Regions from separate parts of the Homo sapiens genome. Here all the other regions are linked to region 3. A link is a contact called in ENCODE Hi-C or POLR2A ChIA-PET data. All regions are on one chromosome and are shown on one strand. Each heading gives the region's core, a stretch centred on a gene start or an enhancer-like site at or near the end of the contact. The rest is flanking DNA. Distances are from core to core; before and after follow the strand shown.

Region 1 (4,472 bases), core at 1,202-3,701, 460 kb before region 3:
TGGCTCACATCTGTAATCCCAGAGCTTTGGGAAGCCAAGGAGAGGATCACTTAAATCCAGGAGTTTTGAGACCAGCCCGGGCAATATAGTGAGACTCTGTTTCTACAAAAAGTAAACAAAAATTCACCAGGCATTTGTGGAGTACCTACAGTCCTAGCTATTTAGGAGGCTGAAGTTGGAGGATCACTTGAGATGGAGAGTTTGAGGCTGCATGAGCCATGATCGCGCCACTGCACTCCAACGGCGACACATTGAGATCCTGACTCATAAAATAAAATAAAATCTGGCGGGGTCCAGTGGCTCATGCCTGTAATCCCAGCACTTTGGGAGGCCGAGGCGAGCGGATCACCTGAGGTCAGGAATTCCAGACCATCCTGGCCAACATTGTGAAACCCCATCTCTACTAAAAATACAAAAATTAACCAGATGTGGTGTCACTCGCCTGAAATTCCAGCTACTCGGGAGGCTGAGGTGGGAGAATTGCTTGAACCCGGGAGGTGGAGGTTGCAGTAAGCCAAGATGGACTCCAGCCTGGGTGACAGAGTGAGGATCCATCTCAAAAAAAATAAAATAAAATAAAATCTAAAGCCTGATAAAAGTTTGTGTCTCAATAAATTCAGCGTGATGAAGTACAGCAATAGCAGCTTCAAGATTGAGAGGAGAGGGGCAAGTTGGGGAGGAGGGAGAGGGTTCTTAGGTGTGTCACTGAGAAGAGGCCCTGTTCCATGTCATGCTAGTTCCCTGGCCCATTCTCAAGGGTAAGAATGATGTCAGACCCCATCAAGTCTCACTGAGGATCCAAGAGCAGAGAAGACCAAAGGCGGATGTTCTGGGAGGCTCCTGCAGCTCAAGCTTTGGGCCCTTTACTTGCACCGGCCTCTTCCAAGGCTCTGGACCTAATTTCATATTAATGGCTTTTATTTTCTTTAGAGAAGACCCCTAGAACTGCTTCAGGATCTGCCCCTGAAGAGGCCCTCAGCCTCACTTTCTCAGAAAGAAGCCCAGGACACTAGCCTGTTGGACGTAAGACCACAAGGAGCAAAAACATACCCTGGCTGAGGCCCCAGATCAACCAGCTCCCAGCCAAACCCCCAGCCGACTGCAGTTGCAAGTGGTCTCGGCCAAGACCAGGAGAAGAACCATCCATCCCACCTCAAATAGCTGACCCACAGAATCATAAACAAATAAGACAGTGTTGTCATAAGCCACTAAATCCAAGAGTGTTTTGTTATACAGAAATAGATAACTGATGCAGTGAATTTGGACAAGTCATCAAAAAAAAAAAAGAATTTTTGGATGAGTCACTTTATTCACTCAAAATAATATTTACTGGGAAAAAAAGTGAAGGGCGGAAGAATACGCCACCCCAAAATATGCTATTTTGGCTTAAGAATTATTTTGAGTTAAAGGCATGAACACTGACATTTTTTCTTTCTGAAAGCAAATTCCCAGTGACAGTTGTTCTTTCAGGACAGGTGCAGTGGCTCACACCTGTAATCCCAACACTTTGGGAAGCCAAGGCAGGAGGATTGTTTGAGTCCAGGAGTTCAAGACCAGCCTCGGCAACATGGTGAAACCCCGTCTCTATTAAAAATACAAAAATTAGCTGGGCGTGGTGGCACATGCCTATCATCCCAGCCACAAGGGAGGCTGAGACACAAGAACTGCTTGAACCCAGGAGGCAGAGGTTGCAGCGAGCCAAGATTGTACCACTGCACTCCAGCCTGGGCCACACAACAAGACTTCATCTCAAAAAAAAAAAAAAAAGCTGGACACAGTGGCTCACACCTATAATCCCAGCACTTTGGGGTGCTGAGGCGGGCAGATCACTTGAGGTCAGGAGTTCGAGACCAGCCTGGCTCTCATGGTGAAACCCCATCTCTACTAAAAAAATACAAAAATGAGCTGGGCATGGTGGCGGGCACCTGTAATCCCAACTACTCGGGAGGCTGAGGAAGGAGAATCACTTGAACCTCGGAGGCAGAGGTTGCAGTGAGCTGAGATCGCACCACTGAACTCCGGCCTGGATGACAAGAGCGAGACTCCATCTCGAAAAAAAAAGAAAAAAAAATATCTTATGTTAGCAGGGCTCTCAAAGGCAAGCACTGAATATAACAACTGGAATGGAAAAACTGAAAGAAGCTCTTCTAGTACCTAAGCAAAGCCATCCTCAATCCTAAAGCTGGGGGGCCCTGGAGTACCCTCCCGAGAAGTCTTTCTTACCCAGGATTCAGTGTACACAAATTGAAAGACTGAGGGAATGAGTAGGTTTCCTAACTCAGTTCTCCATGCCAAAGTTCATCCTCCTACGGGCTGAGAGCAGGGTAGAACTATTTCAGGCCCAACGTCAACATCCTTGAGAAATTCTTATCTGGAAAGAGTGGGGAGGTCGCCATGGCAACCTGTCCCAGGCCCAGCCCTGGCACAGCTCCAAGGCACACAAATAAAACCATTGGAATGTGGTGCAGGGCTCAGGGCGGGATAACTAGAAAGTTGCCAAGTTTCCATGAAAACCAACAATGTGAGGCCTCAGCCTCTGGAAGATGTCAGTAGGGAAGCTTGGGTCCCCACAGGGTCTACCCATGGAAATATAACACATTCCTAAATAGCACATATGTGCGCGCACACAGCATCACACGCACACAGCCTGCTTGGACGACAGCGACACTGCTTCTTGAAAAAGAGCCTTGTTGAAAGGAGAGCACTGGCCTTAGAGCCAGACAGAGATTCCAGTACCCGCCCTGTCAATTCCTGGGAACCCCAGGTCAGTTTCTGAACAAGTTATCCTCGTGGCCACCTCCCTTGCCTTCTCCATGTCTTTGTTCCAAGGTCATCTCCATGAGACATTTCCTGGTTACTTTAATTATTTATGTATTTATTCTATTTATTTATTTATTTATTTTTCTTGAGATGGAGTCTCGCTCTGTCGCCCAGGCTGGAGTGCAATGGCACGATCTCGGCTCACTGCAACCTCCACCTCCAAGGTTCAAGCGATTCTCCTGCCTCAGCCTCCCAAGTAGCTAGGATTACAGGCATGTGCCACCATGCCCAGCTAATTTTGTATTTTTAGTAGAGGTGGAGTTTCACCATGTTGGCCAGGCTGATTTTGAACTCCTGACCTCAGATGATCCACCTGCCTTGGCCTCCCAAAGTGCTGGGATTACAGGCATGAGCCACCTTGCCCAGCCGCCCTAGTCACTTTAAATCAAATTGCAGGCTGGGCACAGTGGCTCACGCCTGTAATCCCAGCACTTTAGGAGGCCAAGGCGGGTGGATTGCTTGAGGTCAGGAGTTCAAGACCAGCCTGACCAACATGGTGAAACCCCGTCTCTACTAAAAGTACAAAAGTTAGCCGAGCATGGTGGTGCATGCCTGTAATCCTAGCTACTTGGGAAGCTGAGCAGGAGAATTGCTTGAACCTGGGAGGCTAAGGTTGCAGTGAGCCGAGATCATGCCACTGCACTCCAGCCTGGGTGACAGAGCAAGACTCTGTCTCAAAAAAAAAAAAAAAAAAAAAAAAAAAAACCAGAAAGAAATCAAATTGCAGCCTCACGCATCCCCCACGCTCCTACTCTTCTTTATTTTTCTCCATGCTCTTAGCACCACCTGACATGCTCTATATTTTACTTCCTTAACTTATTTATTACCTTGTTAATGTCACTTCCACAGGGACAGGGATTTTTGTCCCTTTTGCCCATGCTCTACCTCCAGCACCTAGAAAATACCTGGCATGTAGTAGGTGCACAAGGAAGATTGTTGAGTAAATGCATGTAGTTTTGTCATTAGCAAAATAGGAGTCATTCTACCACCATAGGGTTAATGTGAGGGTTGAAGGAGATGCTATGGCATTAGTGCCCAGTCCTTAGCAGGGGTACCAGTGTCACTTCTGGTTACATCCTGCATTTGGTGAGGTCCCCTCATCACCTTCCTGTAGTACTTAGATCACATTTAAGAACAATTTTCATGGTATCTTACTTTCTGCCTGGGAAGGGGTATACCTGACCCCTGAGCCCAAGAATTTATCTGTGTCCTCGTCCTGCAAAACCACTAGACATTAAGCTAGGTGCGGTGGCTCACACCTGTAATCCCAGCACTTTGGGAGGCTGAGGCAGGCGGATCACTTGAGGTCAGGAGTTCGAGACCAGCCTGGCCAACATGATGAAACCCCATTTCTACTAAAAATACAAAAATTAGCCAGGCATGGTGGTGGGCACCTGAAATCCCAGCTCCCCGGAAGGCTGAGGCAGGAGAATCACTTGAACCCAGGAGGCAGAGGTTGCGGTGAGCCACGATGGCACCATTGCACTCCAGCCTGGGCGACAGAGCAAGACCCTGTCTCAAAAAAACAAACAAATAAAACCACTAGACATTAAAGACAGCAGAATCAGAGATTCAGTCCACAGAGAATTTTGCTCTAAATATTTGTTAGGAGTCTGTGTAAATAAACTAACTCATTAATAGGAAAGCACATC
Region 2 (4,413 bases), core at 1,379-3,878, 390 kb after region 3:
GAAGGTGAGAGGAGAAAGGCATGAAGCAGAAATGGGTCAGCTGTGCTGCAAAGAACTCTCAGAGAGAACTACACGCTGACCCCAGCTTGGAGGCATGCTGAATGGCAGAGATGCCCTGGGGCATCATCAGATGTGACTCTGCTGAATCCATCTGGGGTCTGCAGACTGGAGTGCTGGTTTCCATTCCAATGGGAATGCTTTGCAGGGCCACTTTCAGCAAGCCTCTTCCTTTCTCAAGACCCTAAAGTCTTCCATATGAAATGATTAGGTGGATTGTTATGAGGTGCTGTGTGGTGTTAATAACTAGAAATAATACTGATTATAGTAGTTATATATAAAAATACATATATAAATCATACAGTAATTATATATATATATATATATTTTTTTTTTTTGAGACAGGGTCTCGATCTGTCACCAGGCTGTAGTGCGGTGGCATTATCATGGCTTATTGCAGCCTCCACCTCCCAGGTTCAAGGGATCCTCCCACCACAGCCTCCTGAGTAGCTGAGACTGCACGGGCACCACCAGGCCTGGCTAATTTTTAGTATTTTTTGTAAAGACGGGGTTTTGCCATGTTGCCCAGGCTGGTCTCAAACTCCTGGACTCAAGTGATCCATCCCCCTGGACTCAAGTGATCCTCCCAAAGTGGTGGGATTGCAGGCATGAGCAACCGCGCCTGGTCAATATAATACTACTGAAAATAAGAATGACAGGGGCCTGATGTGGTGGCTCACGTCTGTAATCCTAGCACTTACGGAGGCCAAGGTGAGTGGATCACCTGAGGTCAGGAGTTCGAGACCAGCGTGGCCAACATGGTGAAACACCGTCTCTACTAAAAATACAAAAATTAGCCAGGTGTGGTGGCAAGTGCCGGTAATCCCAGCTACTTGGGAGGCTGAGGCAGGAGAATCTCTTGAACCTGGAAGGCAGAGGTTGCAGTGAACTGAGATCGTGCCACTGCACTCCAGCCTGGGCGACAAGAGAGAAAATTCGTCTCAAAAAAAAAAAAAAAAAAAAAGAAAGAAAAAGAAAATAAGAATGACAATCATATTGTTCATATTGTTTGTGGAACACTGTGCCTGATGTTTTCCATACAGTATCTTAGGTAATTTTAAAACAAACACCACAAGACTATATTATTATCCCCATTTTATAGATGAGAAGACAGGCTCAGAGATGGCTATTATGACCCCAGAACATATGATCCCAGGGTTTTCTGGCATCAGAGCTTGAGCTCCACAAACATGTGTGGGTTCTGACCTCCAGGAAGTGCTAAGAAACAAATGGGAGGTCAGTTCTTTATAAGTTGTAGTGTTCATGCCCACGTGAGGGTTAAACACAATGTTATTGGTTATTCAGAACAGGGAGGATTGCTTTCTGGCTGGGAGAAGCTGGGAGGTGAGACAGCAGGGGAAGAGCTTCAGCAAAGGGTCAAATGTGGGAAAGCAGTGGGTGTGCTAAGAGAAGTTTGGATAAACTTTGTGTGTGTGTGTGTGTGTGTGTGTGTGTAAAGGTAGGAAGTGATCATACCAGGCCAGGGCTTTGGCCTTTATTCCATAGGCAATAAAGAGCTTACACAAGAGATGTCTCAAGAGACCAACCATGCTGCTGTAGTCAGAGAGGAAGCAGCCCTCAGCCCATCTGTGTCCTGGCTTGTGAATGCTGCTGCGTGCCAGCGTGTGGGAGGGCATCCGCAGCGAGAGCAGTCTCTGGCTGTGTCCTGTACTATGCTGGGTGTGGGTCTTGGGCTGTCTTTGAAGCCTTCCTCCTGGCTTCTCAGGGCACTAGGTGCCTTTTAGATAGTAGACTTAAAGGAAGTATGTCATAGAAGTATGGGAGGGGATTTTGAGATCATCTGGTTATTCCCCCTTCCCATTTTAAAGAAGATGAAAATCGGGAACATAGATGGGAAAGTACTTGTCTAGCATCACACAAAGAATTAATAGCACAGTGGGGGACGGGAACCCATGCCTCCCGAGTCTGAGCTGAGTTCCTTCTCTGCATTTGCAGAGTAATAGAAATAGGATTTGTTGAGTGATTATTCCATATCAGGTTCTAGGCTAAGCACCTTTCCATTGATTATCTCATTTAATCCTCACAACCCTACTGAGAGTGTCCCGCTTTTTTCTTTTTCTTTTGAGACAGGGTCTCACTCTGTCACCCACGCCGGAGTGCAGTGGCACGATCACGGCTCACTGCAGCCTCGACCTCCCTCGGCTCAAGCGATCCTCCTACTTTAGCTTACCGGCGGGCGCCACCACTCCCGGCTAATTTTTGTATTTTTTATAGAGATGGGGTTTCGCCATGTTGCCCAGGCTGGTCTCGAACTTCTGAGTTTAAGCGATCCGTCCGCCTCAGCCTCCCAAAGTTCTGGGATTACAGACTTGAGCCACCACGCGGGCCGAAAGTGTCCCTCCTGAAATCGAGAAGTCTTGTCTTCCATTTCGATTTCCCAGGGCGCCTAGCACAGGACCCAGCTACGGAGGCAATAAAAACTTGGTGGAGTCTAAGTCCTGGGAAGGGAAAAAAAGGACGGAGGGGGCGGGGCCTACAGACAACCCCGCCCATCACAAAGACCCCGCCTTCCAGAACGCTGACGTCACAATTTGGCCCCGCCCCTCATTGTCAGTCCCGCGGAGCCAGAGGAGGCGCCGGTCGCTGGCAGCTGAGCGGCGGAACCCTTCGCTGGCGGGAGCGCGGTTCGGGGCCGCAGAGGTGAGGGTCCGTGAGGCGGCGGCGGCGGGAGCGCGGCGCGGGGAGGGGAGGGCGGCGGGGTTGGGAGGCCGGTCCCGGGTGAGGTCGGGGCACCCGCGGCCACGGGGCAGAAGAAACCGCGGGCGCAGCCGAGGAGAGATGGGGTGTGGAGTTGGGGGAGAGTTGGAATGGATTTTGGAGGAAGGGCTCAGGAGGAGACCTTTTGGGGCGAGACCCAGCACATGTTTGTGGAGTTGGAGGAAGAGACTCTGAGGAGATTTTTCCTCGGGAGGGGGAGGGAAGGTTCTGAGGAGACTTCTTGGTGGGAGCGAGACTCTGAGGAGAAATGTTTGGGGCAGAGACGCGGAGGAGACATTTTCGAGGGGGCGGCGAAGAGTTTCGGGGGTAGAGTTTGGGGTTGGGGGAGGGGGCGCGGGCCGACAGGGGCGGGGGGCGACGAGGCGGCCGTGGAGGGGGCTGCGCGGGGCCCGGCGGGCACCGGAGGAAGGAAGTGATCAGACAGGAAGGGCCCGGGAGCTGCAGCAGCAGGAGGAGGAGGGCGGTTTGGGAGCGCGTCGGGCCGGCGTGCGGGGCCAGCTGCGGGCGCGGGGCGCGGGCCGCGGGCCGGGCGGGGAGGGGTCCCGCGGCCGCCGCAGCTGTCGGCCGCGCCGGCCCGCGTCCCGGGCGCTCTGCTGGTCTCGCAGCCAGACCGCTGGGCCGGGAAGGAATTCGAGGCATTCGCTTTGTTTAAGTTGCCAGTAGACAGTCCTTAGGACTAATTAATGGTGGAATCTGCAGGGGGACGCCGGCGAGCGGGGCCGGGGCCTCCCCCCGCCCGCCGCGGTGAACTTTCCGCAGCGCGGGGCCCGCCTCCCGGCGCACCCCCGGCCCCCGCCCAGCCGCCCGGGCAGGGAAGGAGCCATGGCTTCCCGGAGCGCAGGAATGAAGTGCGGTTTCTGGGGCTGGTGGCCTCTGGCTGCGGAGCCTGCCTGCAGGGAACCTGGCGACCCGCAGCGGCCGCGCTGGGGCTTCGGAGCCCGGTTTAGAGCTCTTGGAGGTGGCTGCGGTTTCTGTGCATAACCTTGGAGGAGCCTCTGTGAGCCGAGAAAGACCATCTTGCTTTGGAGCATCTGTTTCTTCATCGCGTCAACCCCTTTCCTAACACTGCAGAGCTTGTTGTGGCTTGTTTCGGGAATGCCGAGGCCAGTGCTCACCCTTGCGGGTGGGAGAGGGGAAGAGAGTAGGCACCCCCAAAACCCCTGTAGTGTGATTTCCAGAAGGCCAGACTGCCTGCAGCTCCACCGTCGCACCTTCACTGACTTGAATGACCTTGGGAGAAGGATTGCGCTGCTGAGCCCTTGGTGCCTTATCTGTCGTTGGAGGAGAAAATACTCTCTGGACCTCCCTGCCTTTTGGGGATGTTTTGAGGGGTGGGGTTTGCTCAGGGTATTTCTTTTACAGACGGCTGCAGTTCTGGCCTAAGGAGCTGGACTGGTGTCAGAGCCGGGAGAATTCAGATCACCTAATAAGATTTGACTACCTCAAATTAGGGAGGGAGGGGTTTGGATTTTAGGAGGACATTTCTTTTTGGGGAATCTGGAAGGTGTGTTCCAGATTGCCTTCTGTCACCTTGTTTGCAACTTTGGTAGTATTCATGTGGTTAAATTGAATTACCCCCATAGAAAATTCTTCTTTTGTCAGAAATAATTGTTTTGC
Region 3 (4,603 bases), core at 2,104-4,603:
TTTATTTTGGCAGAGGAAGATTGAGTTCCTGGAAATGCTTACAAAATGATTCCTGACACTGGGAGGAGATAGTTAGAAAAAAGAAGAAGAAAAATTATACACATATATAGATAAAGGAAGAAGGTGGAAAGAAAGGGAATAGACAAAAGAAAATAAAGAACTAAAAGAGAAAGAAAAAAAAAGACTTTAAAGGGCCCCAATTGAAGCAACATTATCAAGTTCTCAGCATCTGCAATTCACAAGCCGCTCGCGGTTGGGGCGATGCAGACCCCGCCCCTTTCTCGGGTGTCCGGCGCTCATTGGTGGGGGAGGCAGTCGCCGGCCGGTGACTGCCCGAGGAAAGGTTGCCTGGGACACGCATCCCTGTGTGAACGCATGACGTCCCACCCTGGCGCCAGGCTGTCTGGGGCTGAGTCTTAGATCAACACAGCTGTGGGACCGGGACCCACAGCTGGGCAAAGGAGCGGATTCCTCAACAAAAAATAGGATTGTGAGAAAAGTTCTGAAACAAAAACAGCGCAGACAAAAGCCTTAATGACATCCTTTCATAAAAATAAAAAATGCAAGAGGGGGGAAAAAGCTGGTAAAAGGAGCAGAACTGGGAACAGAAAGTTCAGAGGCATTTGGAATAAGAGGCTGAGGCCCCACCACTGCTAAACAAGTTGCAGAAGGCCTGAGCTAGCCTGTCCAGTCTGCTGTGGGGAAAAAGAAGTCTCTTGGGTTTAAACACTATTCAGTGTTCCTAACCATAACCTGCTTCTTTCAGAATTAGAATCTTAGGCTAGAGAGGACCATTAAAGGGCACTTGCTTCCTCCCAACCTACCCACTATCTTTTTTTTTTTTTTTTTTTTAAAGAGAAAATGAAGCCCAGGAAGGGAGGAAATTCGTCCAAGGGCACACTGCAAATTATTGGCATGCACAGAACAGAATTTTGCTTGCTAATTCCACAGCATCCTTCTGCCTTATGTCACACAGCCCATGGGCATTTCAGCCTGGAAGCATCCTGGGAAATAATAAATGCGAAGGTGCTTTGCAAACCTAAATCACTATACAAGCCTGAGGCATCAGCTGCAGTAGTAGAGGAAGGAAAAGAAGGGAGGAGAATCTGGGTAGACTGAGCACCTTCCACACAACTGGCCCATGCTGGGTCCCCCAGGCAGTAAGAAGACTAAGATCAGATGGAGTGAACACATCAAGTGCTTTGCAGAGAAGAGGCATTCAATAATTATCGAATGAATGAATGAGTAGACCCAATTAGTTCCATTTTATAGATGGGAAAATAGAAGCACCCAGGATAACTCAGCCAAAGTCTACACAATTAGTTTAAACAAAAAAAGAAGAAGAAGAAGAAGAATGGGCATTTGCACAGAAATCTGCCTGGCCCGTGATTTTTCTAGAACCCTCTGGACTTGACCGTTTTGCCACAGAAGTCTGCAAGATAGGAAAAGAAGGATCTTCTCTTCGGTTATTCAGGAGTTCCTACAGCCATTATTTTGCCTTTCCTGACCAAATAGCTGGCACTTGACGGCTGTAGCATGTAAAGACTGACTTGCCCACTCACAGGTTTTCTTCCTCTTTTCTTACTGAAGAGCCTGTCCTTGAAAAAAACATTCCAGGAAGAAATCTTTCTTGGGCCACAGAGCCCTGTGGTTTGATGGAAAAGAACGAGGCTTCAAGACTGGCTCTGCTATTACTTGTAGTGTGACATTGGGCATGTCTTAAATGCCTTCCTTGGGCCCCTCAGCATCTTTCACCTACATATCCAAATTTCACACAACCTTGGACTTCTACAATTGGAAAGGATTTTAAATAATCACTTAGTACCATCGTCTATTTTACTCACAAGGCAATTAAAGCCAGAGTACCTGGGCTTGTTCAAGATTACATGACAAATTATTGTCAGGGCTAGCATGATGAACCCAGGGCTCTCAATTCCCAGTCAGTGTCCTTTTCAACCGTTTTGCGACTCTCTTTGGCTCTGAGCCCCCCTTGTCCTGTTAATCAGTGCCACACATTATCGAACTCTTGTTTCCTGTGTTAATCTTGTCTCCCCAAATTGTGAGATTCTTGAAAGCAGGAGCCACTGTTTTATGCGGAGGGACTCCATAAATATTCACCAATGATTCATTAGGAAAGCAACTATTGGGGGAATCCCACTTGGTCATTTCCAAAATGGAAAGCAGCATCTTGGAAGTGCAGGTCCCCAAATGTCTAGGGAGGTGACAAGAAGGCAAGCAAAGAATCAAAGAATACTGAGCACAGTGTCCTGTTGCAATACAGGACTTAGTTTGCCGGCCCTCTGGTTCCTTTCCTGGTCTTTCAGATGGAGCTGGAGCTACTTCAGCAGGGCTAAGAATAATCAAGTCCAGGTGGCCTGCCCTTCCATAGCAGAAAGGGACAGACAATAGAGCAATGAAATTACCACTGTTTTCTACACAGAGGTGTGTGGAAAGTGAAGAGAGGGGAAGTTAAGAAATTTGCTGACCCAATTGGGTGGGGGGGGGCTCTTAAAAAGGTTTATGTAGAAATTGTCCCATCTGTGCCTCCATATTTAAAACCTTGTCCAAAATTCTAATTGAACTCACAAAGCACAACTGTGCATATATTTAGTTCGTTATGGAGTTTATGGGGCAGAGGGTCCAGGCTCCTTTTTTCCCCATGCAAAAAGCATGGGCTCAAGCTTTCTTCTTTTCCCCTGTTGCTCAAATAAATAGTGTTCTTTGCTCAAACCCCCTTTCCCTCCTCCTTCTGCAATCTCAGCGCCTAGCGCAAATCTGTTTTCTTCATTGTAACCTCAGCTTCACCGCAATTAATTTTTTTTCCCTCTGGTCACAAGATAATTCCTGACGCCAGTGAGTCTGGAGGTCAGACGAACAGCAAATTGGGGAACAAGGCGGCACTAATTCCTTACAAGTTTCCCTTGAAAAATCTTTCGCTTAAAAAAAACGGGGGGTGGGGGGAGCTTCTTTGCTGTTCAGGGATTTATGACCTCGGAGGAGCTGTGGCTCGAACCAGTGTTGGGCTAAAGGCGGACTGGCAGGGGGCAGGGAAGCTCAAAGATCTGGGGTGCTGCCAGGAAAAAGCAAATTCTGGAAGTTAATGGTTTTGAGTGATTTTTAAATCCTTGCTGGCGGAGAGGCCCGCCTCTCCCCGGTATCAGCGCTTCCTCATTCTTTGAATCCGCGGCTCCGCGGTCTTCGGCGTCAGACCAGCCGGAGGAAGCCTGTTTGCAATTTAAGCGGGCTGTGAACGCCCAGGGCCGGCGGGGGCAGGGCCGAGGCGGGCCATTTTGAATAAAGAGGCGTGCCTTCCAGGCAGGCTCTATAAGTGACCGCCGCGGCGAGCGTGCGCGCGTTGCAGGTCACTGTAGCGGGACTTCTTTTGGTTTTCTTTCTCTTTGGGGCACCTCTGGACTCACTCCCCAGCATGAAGGCGCTGAGCCCGGTGCGCGGCTGCTACGAGGCGGTGTGCTGCCTGTCGGAACGCAGTCTGGCCATCGCCCGGGGCCGAGGGAAGGGCCCGGCAGCTGAGGAGCCGCTGAGCTTGCTGGACGACATGAACCACTGCTACTCCCGCCTGCGGGAACTGGTACCCGGAGTCCCGAGAGGCACTCAGCTTAGCCAGGTGGAAATCCTACAGCGCGTCATCGACTACATTCTCGACCTGCAGGTAGTCCTGGCCGAGCCAGCCCCTGGACCCCCTGATGGCCCCCACCTTCCCATCCAGGTAAGCCTCGAAGTCGGGACAGGGCTGAACACCCAGGCAAGGATGCTGCGGGACCCTCGGAGCTCCCGATTGCCTCGCGTAACTCTTCCCTCTTTTCCTCTAATCAGACAGCCGAGCTCACTCCGGAACTTGTCATCTCCAACGACAAAAGGAGCTTTTGCCACTGACTCGGCCGTGTCCTGACACCTCCAGGTGAGTATCTCCTCTCTTGGAGAGGGAGGTTTAAACGGCAAGTCCTGGAGTTGGCAGACGTTTTGAAAAATTGCCACTCACTCGGTTTAGGGAAACTGAGGCCAGAGAGGGACAAGTGACTTGCCCATGGTTGCATCAAATGAATGGCAGAGTCAGTTTCCATGTGATGTGCATTTAAGCCTTAAATGCGCCTGGGCCCTGCCCTCCCGCAGTGGCCGAGGGTCTGGCAAAGTAGACATGGGTCCGACTAAATACAAGTCTTTCTGTTCCATGTTGTATAGGGAGCTGTCTTCGGCAGCCCCCTCCCAGCTAGTGTCAATTCCAAGTAGGAGGGGTAGCGCAAGCTCCGCCTGTGGTCTTTGGCGCCAACTGGGTGGGGGCAGCGTGGGGCGCGGAGTTATCAGCTGGAGGTACAGACCAAGTTTCCTCCCTGGCGCCGGCCAGTCTGCGGACGGCCCCCGCCTCGGCACGCTCGGCGGAAACTGACTGCTCCTTGGTCTTCTTTCCTCCCCCGCCCAGAACGCAGGTGCTGGCGCCCGTTCTGCCTGGGACCCCGGGAACCTCTCCTGCCGGAAGCCGGACGGCAGGGATGGGCCCCAACTTCGCCCTGCCCACTTGACTTCACCAAATCCCTTCCTGGAGACTAAACCTGGTGCTCAGGAGCGAAGGACTGTGAACTTGTGG

What was found. A loop is a pair of places that touch in the nucleus more often than their neighbours do. ChIA-PET counts read pairs that join two places held with the same protein, here RNA polymerase II (POLR2A). Pooled maps may share reads with other maps.
Region 1: a loop to region 3 is called in a map of ascending aorta, with 4 times the contacts of the local background. The contact joins the enhancer-like site here to the promoter of ID3 in region 3. A Hi-C loop is called at or near these places in 1 of 168 maps with a recorded cell type or tissue (ascending aorta) and 8 of 50 pooled maps. POLR2A ChIA-PET finds 5 or more read pairs at or near these places in 1 of 52 experiments (OCI-LY7).
Region 2: a pooled map shows a loop between it and region 3 (6-fold over the local background). The contact joins the promoter of LUZP1 here to the promoter of ID3 in region 3. A Hi-C loop is called at or near these places in 2 of 168 maps with a recorded cell type or tissue (B cell and sigmoid colon), 1 of 37 single-sample maps with no recorded cell type and 8 of 50 pooled maps. POLR2A ChIA-PET finds 5 or more read pairs at or near these places in 2 of 52 experiments (HepG2 and WTC11).

The regions. Positions count from the first base shown.
Region 1 is chr1:24,016,935-24,021,406 of GRCh38, reverse strand. All of the region lies in intron 1 of LOC105376863 (a long non-coding RNA gene), which reads right to left. Among named protein-coding and RNA genes, the nearest start is that of SRSF10, 39 kb to the right of the region's middle. Within about 2 kb of position 2,451, at least 31 of the 41 ENCODE cell types and tissues checked have a DNase peak (open chromatin) inside an H3K27ac peak, as active enhancers do; they include ascending aorta, where a contact is called at or near this core.
Region 2 is chr1:23,167,071-23,171,483 of GRCh38, reverse strand. It overlaps LUZP1 (leucine zipper protein 1), which reads left to right and starts at 2,628. Exons shown (of 4, transcript NM_001395462.2): 1 at 2,628-2,718. RefSeq lists enhancers at 1,734-1,783, 2,859-3,390, 3,391-3,922 and silencers at 2,429-2,488, 3,480-3,619.
Region 3 is chr1:23,558,251-23,562,853 of GRCh38, reverse strand. It overlaps ID3 (inhibitor of DNA binding 3), which reads left to right and starts at 3,353. Exons shown (of 3, transcript NM_002167.5): 1 at 3,353-3,727; 2 at 3,835-3,919; 3 at 4,439-4,603. The coding sequence starts at 3,428. The coding sequence ends at 3,894. All of the region lies in intron 2 of LOC124903876 (a long non-coding RNA gene), which reads right to left. RefSeq lists silencers at 3,040-3,286, 3,154-3,413 and an enhancer at 4,354-4,483.